2 separate regions of the Homo sapiens genome follow, and region 1 is linked to region 2. A link is a contact called in ENCODE Hi-C data. All regions are on one chromosome and are shown on one strand. The core of a region is the stretch at or near the end of the contact, and the rest is flanking DNA. Distances in the headings are between cores, read along the strand shown.

Evidence for each region. A loop is a pair of places that touch in the nucleus more often than their neighbours do. Pooled maps may share reads with other maps.
Region 1: a pooled map shows a loop between it and region 2 (5-fold over the local background). The contact joins the promoter of DNAJB11 here to the enhancer-like site in region 2. A Hi-C loop is called at or near these places in 1 of 50 pooled maps.

What each region holds. Positions count from the first base shown.
Region 1 is chr3:186,567,424-186,574,876 of GRCh38, reverse strand. It overlaps DNAJB11 (DnaJ heat shock protein family (Hsp40) member B11), which reads right to left and starts at 4,157. Exons shown (of 10, transcript NM_016306.6): 1 at 3,912-4,157; 2 at 2,626-2,782. The coding sequence starts at 3,979. It also overlaps a transcript of TBCCD1 not described here. RefSeq lists silencers at 3,906-4,145, 7,345-7,453.
Region 2 is chr3:185,298,010-185,304,759 of GRCh38, reverse strand. It overlaps a transcript of MAP3K13 not described here. Among named protein-coding and RNA genes, the nearest start is that of EHHADH, 47 kb to the right of the region's middle. Within about 2 kb of position 5,364, at least 4 of the 41 ENCODE cell types and tissues checked have a DNase peak (open chromatin) inside an H3K27ac peak, as active enhancers do.

The DNA of each region.
Region 1 (7,453 bases), core at 2,908-5,407, 1.3 Mb before region 2:
ACTTAGACAAGAGTCTGAAGGAGAGAGTTATTTCAAAACCACACTCATGGTGGCCCAGAAAAAGAGAGGTTCAAAGTAGACGGGGCTTGTTGACTTAAAAGAAAGGCATATTCACACAGGACACATTTTTGGCTTAGGGCCCAAATGAGGTGTAAGGAGTCATGGCAAAAATGTATTAACATTTAAGATATCCTTGAAAGGATAAATAGAAATTGAGTATACAAGAGAGTGAACATTCTTAAAAGCAAAGGCAAATGGGTTATTCCAGAAGTGACCACAGTACTTGATTACAGCCACTATGAAAGAAAAAGGGAGAGGAAAGCATGTTTTCACAAGTATCTTTAGAAAATAGGTACTTTGGGGAAGCAGAAATGGGCACAATTAACTTGAAAAAAAAAAAAACCCTTATTATTAACTGGATCTCCAATATTTTCACTTTTAGTCTACTTCTCTGATCTGATCTTCACAAATAAATGAACCCTGCATTTGAGACTATAAAAAACACCATTTCAAAACCCCCAAAGACTAGTTTTAAGTCAGTTTCTTTTTAGACATCAGAGGCTTCTGTAATAACCCCCTAAAAACTACTCTTGAAGTCATTATCATTTACTTCCTCCTCACTTTTCTTCCATCAAGGAATGCAATTTTATTCTATGGTCTTGGAAACTATTTTAAAAGAAAAAAGGTTTTTAGTTGATTGGCCAACCAATACACAGATTCTCAAGTAATTAAAATGCCAGCAGTGATCCTAGCTCTGTAGAGAAAACAAATTTGTATTCACAAAAGATTCTTCATAACTGTACTCGGATTCTAATTTGTGAACACTAATTTACCTAAGACTAAAGGCAATCAAGCTTGAATGATAAAAAGAAAACAGAAATTTGAACTAGTGGCTAAAAGGATTGTTATAGTTAAATAAGCCACGATTTCATGACTGACCTTTGTATAGCCTGCCTAGGTCATTGATAAAGAACGTGAAGATTCTTTAGAGAGCATGGTAAATTCAGCTTCCCTAGAAAATGTTTTTGAGTATTAGGTTCCTAGCAAACAAGGGGACTATTCATGGAAAATACAGTGCAAAATATAGAATGCATATTATCAACAAGAAACAAAATATTACATATAATTTAGGATGGGCCATTAACCTTCCCAAGTTTATTGATGTGCCTCAGGTTAAGAATTTCTGTCCCTTGGCCAGGCACGGTGGCTCATGCCTGTAATCCCAGCACTTTGGGAAGCCGAGGCGGGTGGATCATGAGGTCAGGAGATCGAGACCATCCTGGGTAACACAGTGAAACCCTGTCTCTACTAAAAATACAAAAAATTAGCTGGGCATGGTGGTGCACAGCTGTAGTCCCAGCTACTCAGGAGGCTGAGGCAGGAGAATGGCGTAAAACCCAGGAGGCGGAGCTTGCAGTGAGCCGAGATCGTGCCACTCTACTCCAGCTTGGCAGACAGAGCGAGACTCTGTCTCAAAAAAAAATAAAAAAGAATTTCTGCCCCATAGGATCCCTGAAGGTGTTGAAAGATGAAAGGACCCCAACAGCTCTTGGGTTCACCTGGGTATAACTCACTGTTTCAATTCCATTGCTTCTTTAATCTAGAGATCTTGGGATTCCTTCCTTTCAAGGTTTGTGTCTTCCTAAAATATTTTTCAATTTGTTTTTAGCCTTCTCAATATACAAGAATTTAAACTTAAATTCAGGAGTTTTAGCTCTATGACTTTTAGTTCAATTAATTTTTTTCTGTGTCCATTTAGAAAATGAGAATAAAAATATGCCTAGCTCTAATATATTTCCTGGTGTCCTAGTGAAGATTAAATGAGATGATACACATGAGAGTGTTTTGATCCCCAGATTAGAGGTTGCAAAATCAAATTAAAACTGTGCTCTGTTTGATTTATGTAAAAAAGAAATTTAACTGAATTAGTTACCAACACTTTTACAAGCAGAACTCATATAAAAAATCTAGATTTTCAACTTTTCTTGAAAAATTAAATCATCCAGGAACATACTGTTTGCATTTGTATGACAAAAACTGGCTGGGGTTGAGTAACAGCTGCTCCCTTGAAATGGGGCCAGAAGGCTTCAGTTTGTCAAAGTCCTCAACAATCCTTATTGCTTCCCAATATGGAGGCAGAATATCTGCTGCCATGTTTTAACTTATACCTGCCCTGCATGTTATTTGTCTAGTTCATATGAACATGCAGGTTTGCAACTCTCATGAAGGCTTTCTTTTTATTTTTGGTTCTAGCTCCCAAACTGATTGAACGACAGACCAATCAGTTGATCTACTTATTAATCTATAATAAGTTCAAGACTAGCCTGGCCAACAGGGTGAAACCCTGTCTCTACTAAAAATACAAAAATTAGCCAGGTGTGGTGGCATGCACCTGTAATCCCAGCTACTTGGGAGGCTGAGGCGGGAGAACTGCTTGAACCCAGGAGGTGGACGTTGCAGTGAGCGGAGATTGCACCACTGCACTCCAGCCTAGGCAATAGAGACTCAGTCTCAAAATAAATAAATAAATAAATAAATGTGAGCTGAAAGGAGTGTTTCTCTGTATTGTATGTTTTTTCTAGAGCTACAGATTTTATTCGTACTTTATCACTTTTCCCAACTCACCTCATAAGCAGCACCCAGATCCTGGAATTTCTCCTGGGCTTGTGGATCATCAGGGTTCCGGTCGGGATGAAGCTGCAGGGCTAGTTTCCTATAGGCCTTTTTAATATCCTTTATAGAGGCACTTCGAGGCACCCCCAAGATCTTATAGAAATCTCGTCTGGGAAGTAGAGGGAGAGAATACTTCATTAAAGAGTTACATGTTACATTTTTCAAAGTAAAAGATTTATTTTTCCTCTACATTTAGGTTTGTATCTGAGCAAAGAGGTATAAAAATGAAGGTTTATGTGACACATACACACACAAAGAATGACTAAAGAGAGAACACCAGAATTTGTAATGAATCTTATATATTGAAGTAATCACAGTAAGAGGCTATATACTTCTTTTCGGATTATTCAAAACATCTGTGGCACTTTTCTTTCAGAACCACCTTCGGTCAAGAAAACCACTTCCTTATTTTATGGTCTCATGTTATCTTTAGGCAATAACCATATAATCAAATTAACTCTTCCCCCCTTTCCCTATACTGGCTCCAAATGATTTTGACTTTTCTAAAAGTCAAATAACACTCTCAAAGGATGATTTTCCTTCTTTAAAAAGATTATGCCACATAAATGTCCTAACAGTAGCACTGCCAGAATGTTAAAGATGAAGCAACTTAAGATAATAAATAGCTCAAGAAGCTGGGAAGTACAAGGGCTGTCTAAAGATCTTCTTGTTCCCATCCCGCATCCAATTTCGTTCAGTCCCAACTCGGGCTGGCATCATCCACCCACTTTAATGTCAGCCCCAGAATGGCTCTTCGAAGGCTTGGCATAGAGCATCGTCCGCTTCTCCACCTCAGCGGGGCACAGCAACTCACCTCTTTGATCAAACAAACGTCCATCCCCTCAACCTCAGCCTGGCACTGTCACTATCTTTCCTTACAGTCAGGCATCCCTCTTTCTTCCCCAGCTCTACGTGACACTGCTTCAGCTCGCAACCACCTTCTTTCCCTCATCCCCCAAATGCCGTTTGGCAATGCATCCAACTCCCACTCCTCTGGGCAAATCTAGCTCTACCTAAGACCCTCTCTGGACCTAAGGCCCTCTCACTGGTGTCACCCACGGTTCTCCTCTCACCCCACTAGCCTGGCCCATACTACCCCTTCCTCCGCCACCCCGCCAACCCACAGCGATGCCCCTCTCCACTCCGTCAGTCTGGCAATGCCACTTCCCCCACCCCCTCCCACCCCCCAGCAAAGGCTGACCCACAGGCCCCGTTGTCTGCGAGTGTCTGTTCCTCACCCGGCAATCACCGCCCCGATGAGGTATAGCAGCAACAGGCAAAAGGTGCTCAGGTTCTGCGGAGCCATGGTTCCTCTGTCCCGGGTCCTGTTCCACACACTCCTCACAGCCTCCTCCGCCGCCGCGTCGGCTCGCCAGCCCACCCGGCCCTGTGAGGCCGCCTCACACCGGGGGGGCGCGGGGGTCTCCTTGGTCCGCAGAGACAGCTAGCTAGCCCCCTCTTCTGCCGGTCCACTTCCCGGGAGTCCCGAGTCCCGGTGAGAGAAGCCCCCGGTAGGCGAGAGCCAATCGTTGCCCGGGACATCACACGCGGCCGGCGCCTGGAAGCCAATCAGCGCAGTACACTTCACCTCCGAGGCGGCACGGGCAACCAGTTAGGCTTCAGAACTGCAGTCGCAGCTCTTGACCAATTAGAAGCGGAGACGTCAGAGGGTCGCGCCGCTGCAGGAACCCGCTCTGCCTGAGCTACCGCGAGTCGTAGAAAATTACGTAATGATAGGGGGCCGGTCAGAGTGAGGGCACCTGAGGTACACGAAATCCCTCCGGCTTGCCCACTTCCTCGGACTTTCCACCAATCAGGAGCTTCCTCCCCAGCACCAACCAATTGTGGGAGAGAAGTTTTCTCTGTGCTACAAGCCCGGAATTTCATTCATACCCAGCTACGCTCCGAATGAGGGAGCAGAGGTACAGCGGCCGAATGAGCGGGAACAGTTATTCCACGACAGGTGTACATCAGACGCATTGCTTAGGCCTCTTATTTTACGTTCTCCAAGCAACTCCATAAGACAACTGTCTCGGAAAGGCTACAGTGATGACAGACCGACTTAAGTTCGGATTCGGCTTCCACCGCTTCTTAGTGGTGAGACCCCCCACCCCTCCCCTCCTCCCAAGTCTGAGCCTAAGTTTATCAACAAAACTGAGGCAAAGCACTTATTGGCAGTTCTGTGAATTTTAACAGGGAAAAAAATCGGTAAATCATCGGGCGTATAGTAAGCAGGCAACGAGTAAAAACCATTATTACGGTTCAAGCAGAACTCTTTGATTCCCCATCTTCCCCCCGATTTTGCTCATCGCAGTTACACAACACCTAGTTGATCAGGACAAAGCTCTAGGTGTTTTTATTCCTTTCATGCATAAGCTATCCAACTCTTTACCTCTGAACTATACTTCAATCTGTTCACTACATCTCCATTACCAGGATTCTGGGTCACAGTGTATCTCTCACCTGGCCAGGGCCTCCTAACTGGCCTCCTTGCCCCCACTCTTAATATCTTCCTTAATATCTTAATATATGTTGCTCATCCCTGTCCCTCACTCCATGATTTAAAAAAAAAAAAAAAAAGCCCGGGCGCGGTGGCTCACCCACCCAAAGTGTAATCAGCACTTTGCGAGGCCGAGACGGGCGGAGCACCTGAGGTCAGGAGCTTGAGACCAGGCTGGCCAACATGATGAAACCCTGTCTCTACTAAAACTACAAAAATTAGCCAGGTGTGGTGGCGAGCGCCTGTAACCCCAGCTGCTCGGGAGCCTGAGGCAGGAGAATTGCTTGAACCTGGGAGGTGGAGGTTGCAGTGAGCCGAGTTCCTGCCACTGCACTCCAGCCTGGGCGACAGAGTGACACACCGTTTCAAAATAAATAAATAAATAAATAAATAAAAAATAAAAGTCAAATCATGTCACTCCCCTGTTTAAAAGCCTGGAATGGCTCTTCATTTGCACTTAGAATAAAATCCCAACTCCATGCTAGTTTACAAAGCCGTTTATGCTTTGTAAACCTATTATACTCCTAACCATGCTCCAGCAAAACTTGCTTCCTTTCTTTTTTTTGTATACACCGAGCTCATTCCTGCCGAGGGCCTTTGTGCTAGCTATTGCCTTTGCCTGAAACACTGTACTCTCCCTCATGTGCTAGCATGGGTGATTCCTTCTTTAACTCATATATCAGCTTAAAGGTCGCCACCTCAGGGAGGACTTTCCCTGACCAATTAATCAAAATTAGCCCCTACTGAGTTCCTTACTCTTACACCACCCTGTTTTCTTTTCTTTATTTCTTTTTTTTTCCTGAGACAGAGTCTCGCTCTGTCGCCCAGGCTGGAGAGCAGTAGCGTGATCTTGGCTCACTGCAACCTCCGCCTCCTGGGTTCAAGCGATTCTCCTGCCTCAGCCTCCCGAGTAGCTGGGACTACAGGCGCACACCACCATGTCCGTCTAATTTTTTTGTATTTTTAGTAGAGACTGGGTTTAACCATGTTGGCCAGGCTGGTCTCGAACTCCTGACCTCAAGTGATCCACCCGCCTCAGCCTCCCAAACTGCTGGGATTATAGGCATGAGCCACCACGCCCGGCCTCCTATTTTTTTCATCCCTGGTCCCTAGACTTACACACTGAAATGCCAGTTTCATGAGAGCATGAATCTATATTGTTCTGTTCACAGCTGTATAAAAGAGCACCTTAGAACAGTGCCTGGCATGGAGTAGGTGCTGAAGTACTTTTGAGTCAAAGTTACTGGGATGGTGATCATTGTATGGCTGGCTTCTTACTCTTCAGGCCTCAGCTCAAATTTGGCACCACAAAGTGGCCTTCCCTGACCCCCCGCCCCAATTTTCATAGCATTTTTCACTATTTGAAATTATCTTATTTTATTCCTTAATATGTATTGTCTATTCTCCCTGTTATACACTCCAAGAAAGCAAGGACCTTGTCTGTTTTGTTCACTTCTGTCATTCTAGTGCGTACCACTGTGCCAGACACACAGTGGTACTCAACAAGTAACAGCAGGGTCACTGAGCTAATAAGTGGTGCAGCCTGGATCCTAACCCAGGTATGTGTAAATTTGAAGCCCCTGCTTTCAGGAAGATACCCAGTAGGGACAATGGCCACACAAAAGAGGAACTAAATTGCATTTTACGGTCTAATTTACCTTTGTATCTATCACACCTAGAGAGGCCATAAAGGAACTAAAAAAAGCAGGAAATGTCCAGAAATTCTGAAATGGAAGTTTAAAGGAAGGAGTGATGGCTTCTGCCCGGTAATCTGAAAAAGCTTCATGAAGGTGGAAACACGGCAGGAAAGCTAACAGAGTTAAGGAGCTGACACCGAGGGGCGGCAGGGAGTGCCAGTCTTGCTTCAGACGCCCTGGGCTTGAATCTTGGCTCCATCTCTTGTGTGACCTTAGGGTTGTGTTATTTTCACCTTTCTAGGCCCTAGTTTCTTCATCAGTAAAACGAATGTACTTAAAGGGCTCTTGACAAGACTTAGGAAATACACATAAAGTTGCTTTACACAGTGCTGAGACCATAGTAAGTGCTCTATAAATGCAAACTGCCATTAGTATTAGTAGCATTTCTGATGAAAGCGTGCTGATCTTACCAGCAGCTATTAGCTGACCACAGTTATGCGGAGCAACAGAAAGCTTCCTACCCCCCCGGGTTGAAAGGCGCGACACCAGAAAGCGGTGGGTCTGGCTCCAGGTGCCACTGTTGCGGACTCTCGACCCCAGCCTAGATTTTCTCAGACGCTTGAGCCGCAATCTGCCGCTCTAG
Region 2 (6,750 bases), core at 4,115-6,614:
CGGGAGGCTGAGGCAGGAGAATCGCTTGAACCCGGGAGGCAGAGGTTGCACTGAGCCAAGATCGCGCCACTGTACTCCAGCCTGGGTGACAATGAGAGACTCTGTCTCAAAAAAAAGAGAACATAAGTGGCCACACTAATATCAGATAAAAGAGACTTGAAATTAAAAAAAATTGTCAAGAGACAAAGAAGGACATTATATAATAAAGGGTCAATTCACTAGGAAGAAATAGCAATTATAAATATGTATTTATATTTGTAACAGCAGAACACCCAAATATATAAAGGAAACATTGACAGACTGAAAGAAAAACCAGATGGTAACACAATAATAGTAGGAGATTTCAATGCCCCACTTTTAATAATGGATAGAACAACCAGGCAGATAATCAATAAGAGAACAGATGACTTATACAACCCTACAGACCAATTGGTATTAACAGACGTACAGAATATTCTACTCCACAACAGCAGAACACATATTCTTCTCAAGGGCATATGGAACATCCTCTGGGACAGATAACACGTTAGGCCACATGACAAGTCTTAACAAATTTAAGAAGACTGAAACCATACCAAGCATCTTTTCCAATCACAAGGAAACAAAACGAGAAATCAACAGCAAAAGGAAAACTGGAAAACTCACAAATATGTGTAAAATAAACAATATGCTCAATAACTAATTGGTCAAACAAGAAATCACAAAAAATTAGGAAATATCTTGAGGACAAATGAAAACAAAAGCACAACATACCAAAAGGTATGGGATGCATCAAAAGTAGTACTAAGGGGGAAAGTTATTAGTGGTAAACACACAATAAAAAAGAAGAAAGATCTGAAATCAACAACCTAATTTTGCACCTCAAGGAACCAAAAAAAAATTATAAACTAAACCCAGTATTAGTATTAGGAAGGAAATAATAAAAAATAGAACATAAATAAATAAAATAGAGGATAGAAAAATAATAGAAAGAAATCAGCAAAACTAAGAACTTGTCTTTTTAAAAAAGGCAACAAAATTGACAAATCCTTAGCTAGACTAAGGTAAAAAATAGAGAAGATTCAAATAACAAAAATTAAAAACAAAAGAGAAGACATTACAACTGATGCCACAGAAATAAAAAGGATTGTAAGAGAGTACTATGAATAATTATATGCAAACAAATTGGATAACATAGAAAAAATGATAGATTTCTAGAAACATACAACCTACCAAGACTGAATCATAAAAAAAAAAAAATTGGAAAAGACCTGTAACTAGTAAGGAGAGTGAATCAGTAATCAAACACCTCCCAACAACAACAAAAACAGCCAGGACCAGATGCCTTCAATGGACAATTCTACCACACATTTAAAGAAGAATTAACACTGATCCTTCTCAAACTCTTTCAAAAAATTGAAGAGGATAAAACACTTCCAAACTAATTACCACTACCCTGATACTAAAAGCAGACAATGATACTCTAGGAAAACTACAGACTGATATCCCTGATGAACACTGATGTAAAAATCCTGAACAAAATATTAGCAAACAGAATTCAACAGCATATTAAAGGGATTATACATTATGATAAAGTGGGATTTATTCTCGGAACACAAGGATGGCTTAACATATGAAATCAATCAATATAATATACCACATTAACACAATGAAGGCCAAAAACCATATGACCGTCTCAACTGATTCAGAAAAAGCATGATAAACTTCAATCTCCTTTCATGATAAAAACACCCAACAAACTAAAAATAGAAGGATATTATCTTAATACAATAAAGGCCATTTATGAAAAGTCCACAGCCAATGTCACACTCCATGGTGAAATACTGAAAACTTTCCCTTTAATATCAGGAAAAAGGGAAGGATGCCCACCTTCACCACTTCTACTCAACATAGTATTGGAAGTATTGGCCAGGGCAATTATACAAGAAAAAGAAATAAAAGGCATGTAAATTGGAAAGAAAGAAGTAAAATTATCTCTGTTCACAGATGGCTTGATTATATATGTAGAAAAACCAAAAGATTCCACAAAAAATTAATGAATTCAGCAAAGTTGCAGAATACAAAATCAATGATTCAGAATACAAAACACAAAAATCAGTGTGTTTCTATACACTAACAATGACCAATCTGAAAAACGAAACTAAGAAAACAAACCCATTTATAATAGCATCAAAAAGAATAAAATAATTAGGAATAAATGTAAAGAAGGAGGGAAAAGACTTGTACATTGAAAACTATAAAACATTGCTGAAAGAAATTAAAGAAGACACAAATAAATGAAAAGACATCCCATACTCATGGAGTGAAGACTTAATATTATTTATTTGTTAATTTATTTATTTACTTTTTCAGACAGTCTCGCTCTGTCACCCAGGTTGGAGTGCAGTAGTGGGATCTCAGCTCACTGCAACCTCTGCCCCCCAGATTCAAGCAATTCTCCTGCTTCAGCCTCCCAGGTAGCTGGGATTACAGGTGTGCACCACCACACTCAGCTAATTTTTTTTTTTTTTTGTATTTTTAGTAGAGACAGGGTTTCATTATGTTGGCCAGGCTGGTCTCGAACTCCTGACCTCAAGTAATCCACCCGCCTTGGCCTCCCAAAGTGCTGGGATTACAGGCGTAAGCCACTGCGCCTGGCAAGACTTATTATTAAAATGTCCATACTACCTAGAGGGACCTACAGATATTATTAAAATGTCCATACTACCTAAAGTGACCTACAGATTCACGCAATCCCTATCAAAATCCTAACAACATTTTTGCAGAAATAGAAAACAAAAATTTTTAATTCATATGAAATCTCAAAAGGCTCTGAATAGCCTTAAAAAATATGAGAAAGAAGAAAAAGCTGAAGGCCTCAAACTTCCTGACTTCAACATATATTACAAAACTTTAGTAATCAAAACAGAATAGTACTGGCATAAACAGACATATTGTCCAATGGAACAGAATAGCCCCAAAATGAACCCTCATGTATATGGTCAAATGATCTTTGACAAGGGTGCTGAGGTCACACAATGGGAAAAGGACAGTCTCTTCAACAAATGGCATTGGGAAAACTGGATGTCCACATGCAAAAGAATGAAGTTGGACCCTTGCCATACAAAGGTCCTATAAAATTTGACTACAAAGATGAACTCAGAATGGATCATAGGCCTAACTGTAAGACCTGAAACTATAACACTCCTGGAAGATAACACAGGGGAAAAGCTTAATGACATTGGGTTTGGCAATTATTATTTGGATATTGACATGAAAAGCACAGGCAACAAGTGCAAAAATTAGACAAATGGGACTACAGCGAACTTACAAACTTACATGCAGCAAAGGAAATAATCTAAGAGTGAAAAGGCAACCTTAAAAAGTTTCTCAAGAGAACTTGACAAAAATCCAGAATATATTAATATAATGAAGTCTTACAACTCAATAATAAAAAAAAAAAAATCCAATTTAAAAATGGGCAAAGAACTTGACAGACATTTCTCCAAAGAAGAGATACAAATGACCGACAAACATATGAAAAGATCCTCAACATCAATAACCATCAGGGAAAGGGAAATTAAAACCAGAATAGTATCACCTCATACCTATTAGGATGACCACTGTTAAAAAATTAATTAATTAAAAATAAATAAATAAATAAAAATAATAAGTGTTGGTAAGGATGTAGAGTACTTGGAGTCTCTGTACACTGTTGGTGGGAATGTAAAATAGTGCAGCTGCTATGGAAAACAGTAGGGAAGTTCCTCAAAAAATTAAAAATAGAATTACCATATGACCTAGCAATCCCACTTCTGGGTATATATCCAAAAGAATTCAAAACAAGATTTCAAAGAGATATTCACACGCTCATGTTCATTGCAGTATTGGTCACAATAGCCAACAACCTAAATGTCCACCAACAGATGAATAAAGAAAATTTGGTATATTCACACAATGGATATTATTCAGCCTTAAAAAAGAAGGTAGGCCAGGCGTGGTGGCTCATGTCTGTAATCCCAGCACTTTGGGAGGCTGAGACAGGTGGATCACTTGAGGTCAGGAGTTTGAGACCAGCCTGACCAACATGGTGAATCCCTGTCTCTACTAAAAATACAAAAATTAGCCAGCGTGATGCCAGGCACCTGTGGTCCCAGCTAGTCAGGAGGCTGAGGCAGAATAATTGCTTGAACCTGGGAGGCTGGAGGTTGCAGTGAGCCGAGATGGCGCCATTGCACTCCAGCCTGGGCAACAAAGCTACACTCCATCTGAAAAAGAAAAAAAAGAAAAAAAAAATAAGGAAATAGGGCCGGGCGTGGTGGCTCACGCCTGTAATCCCAGCACTTTGGGAGGCCAAGGCAGGTGGATCACCTGTGATCAGGAGTTCGAGACAAGTGAAACCCCATCTCTACTAAAAATACAAAAACTTAGCTGGGCGTGGTGGCGGGTGCCTGTCCCAGCTACTCGGGAGGCTGAGGCAGGAGAATAGCTTGAACCGGGGAGGCGGAGGTTGCAATAAGCCGAGATCGTGCCACTGCACTCTAGCCTGGGCAACAGAGTGAAACTCTGTCTGAAAAAAAAAAAAAAAAAAGAAAAGAAGGAAATCCTATCATATGCTACAACACAGATGAACTCTGAGGACACTGTGTTAAGTGAAACGAACCAGCCACAAAAAGAAAAATATTGCATGATTCCACTTATGTGAAGTATCAAAAATAGTCAAACTCTTAGAAATGGGAAGTAGAATGGTGCTACTAGTAGAATGGGGAAGAGAGAAAAGGTGAGTTATTCAAGGGGTACAGAGTTTCAGTTTTGCAAGATGAAGAAGTTCTAGAGATCTGTTTCACAACAATATATATACCGTTAACACTACTGTACTGTATCTTTAAAAATTGTTTTAAAAAGAGAGAGAGAGGGCCGGGCGCGGTGGCTCACGCCTGTAATCCCAGCACTTTGGGAGGCCGAGGCGGGTGGATCATGAGGTCAGGAGATCGAGACCATCCTGGCTAACAAGGTGAAACCCCGTCTCTACTAAAAATACAAAAAATTAGCCGGGCGCGGTGGCGGGCGCCTGTAGTCCCAGCTACTCGGGAGGCTGAGGCAGGAGAATGGCGTGAACCCGGGAGGCGGAGCTTGCAGTGAGCCGAGATTGCGCCACTGCAGTCCGCAGTCCGGCCTGGGCGACAGAGCGAGACTCCGTCTCAAAAAAAAAAAAAAAAAAAAAAAAGAGAGAGAGAGAGAAAACAGACAGACATACAGAGAAGATAGCAATATGAAGATGGGGTCATCGACTGAAATGTTGTTACACAGCACATTGCTGTACTTCATTCTGGCAGCCCTAGGAAAGTAACACAAGGGCCCACAGAAGAAAGCTTGCAAGTGAGTGCAGGCTCCTTTTGTGACTGGGGCTTCCCGTTATTCTGAAATGTTACATTAGCCCACATTCAGCCTTTAAGAATTCATTACAGTTTTAGCTGCTTTCTTCTTACCTACCTTTACGGTGCCTTCTCTTCCTCCTATGCTCTGCCAAAGGTAACACAGTTTCTGTGTCCTGTCTCTCTTCAAAAGGGCTTGCCTCTCTTTGGAATTTCAGTTCATCTGATTGCCTTGTGACCTCAACTCTCTGATGAGCTCAAGAAGCATCATGACTTTGTGGATTATCAAGATTTTTCTCATTGTTATGATGGGAACAATGTTCTCTTGCAACATTCTACATCCTAAACAGAAGCAAAATTTTCAGCATTTCCTGAAAGATGATTCCAAGGGTTATTAATAGATTTTATGAGCGAAAAAGAATTGTGATTACACGTTTGGAACGTGTTAAGATACACTATAAACTTTCAAAAAAGACTGCAACATTTTCCAAACATGTCATTACAGAACCCTTTTGGCTTACAAAATCTCTTGCAGTTGTGTCAGACATTCTGTGTACCATAGTTTAGGAGATAATGAGTTAAACGCCTAGACATGTTTTTTTTGTCCTCACTATATGGCAAAATTAGTGTCAGCAAACCAGTTGGGGGATATTTTCTTTCTGCCACTTCACCACTTTGACTGAAAATAAGATCTTTCTGTTTCTACATCACTTATGCTGGAAGATACGGTGACCTTTGCATTACTTCTGTCTCTTCTCAGGTTTTCTCCCGTTACTCATCAAATGCCAAAATGAGGAGATACTTGACTTCTTAAAAAATGAACATAAAGTTCCATCAAATAAATAAAATATGTAAAGTAAATTCAATAAACATATTTTAAATTAGTTAGGATAATGTATACTTACACATTAAATATAACAACACAAATTTAATCAGCAACATGTTATACATAATGCTTTTGGTAAAATACTTTCCCTTTGAGTTGTCCATTTTAATGGTTCTGTGGTGTTCTTAATGTTTCTCCTCATTTCCTTTCCTTGAAATACGTGGAACATAAATGGTTTTTTTAAAACATACATATTTCCATTATTTCCCTAAGTCTATGGTTCATTTAGTTTTCCTCTTTCAACCCTGAAAAAAATGGTGTGGGACAGATGTGACTTCAAATGTAATATTTATCTCTAAGTAAAAGATAGAAAAGAGAAAGCTTTCTAAGAAAGAAGAAAAAAATCAAATAAGAACTAGCACATTTTGCAAGTGGAACACCATTTAGCTAAATATTCTTATCTTTTGCCTCAAAAATACCAGCTTTGTTTAGTGAGGTACTGCAGAGTTTACTGAAAGGCCTGTAGTCCGTCGCCACGTTCCCTGCTTTATCTCTGGCCTGCAGACATGG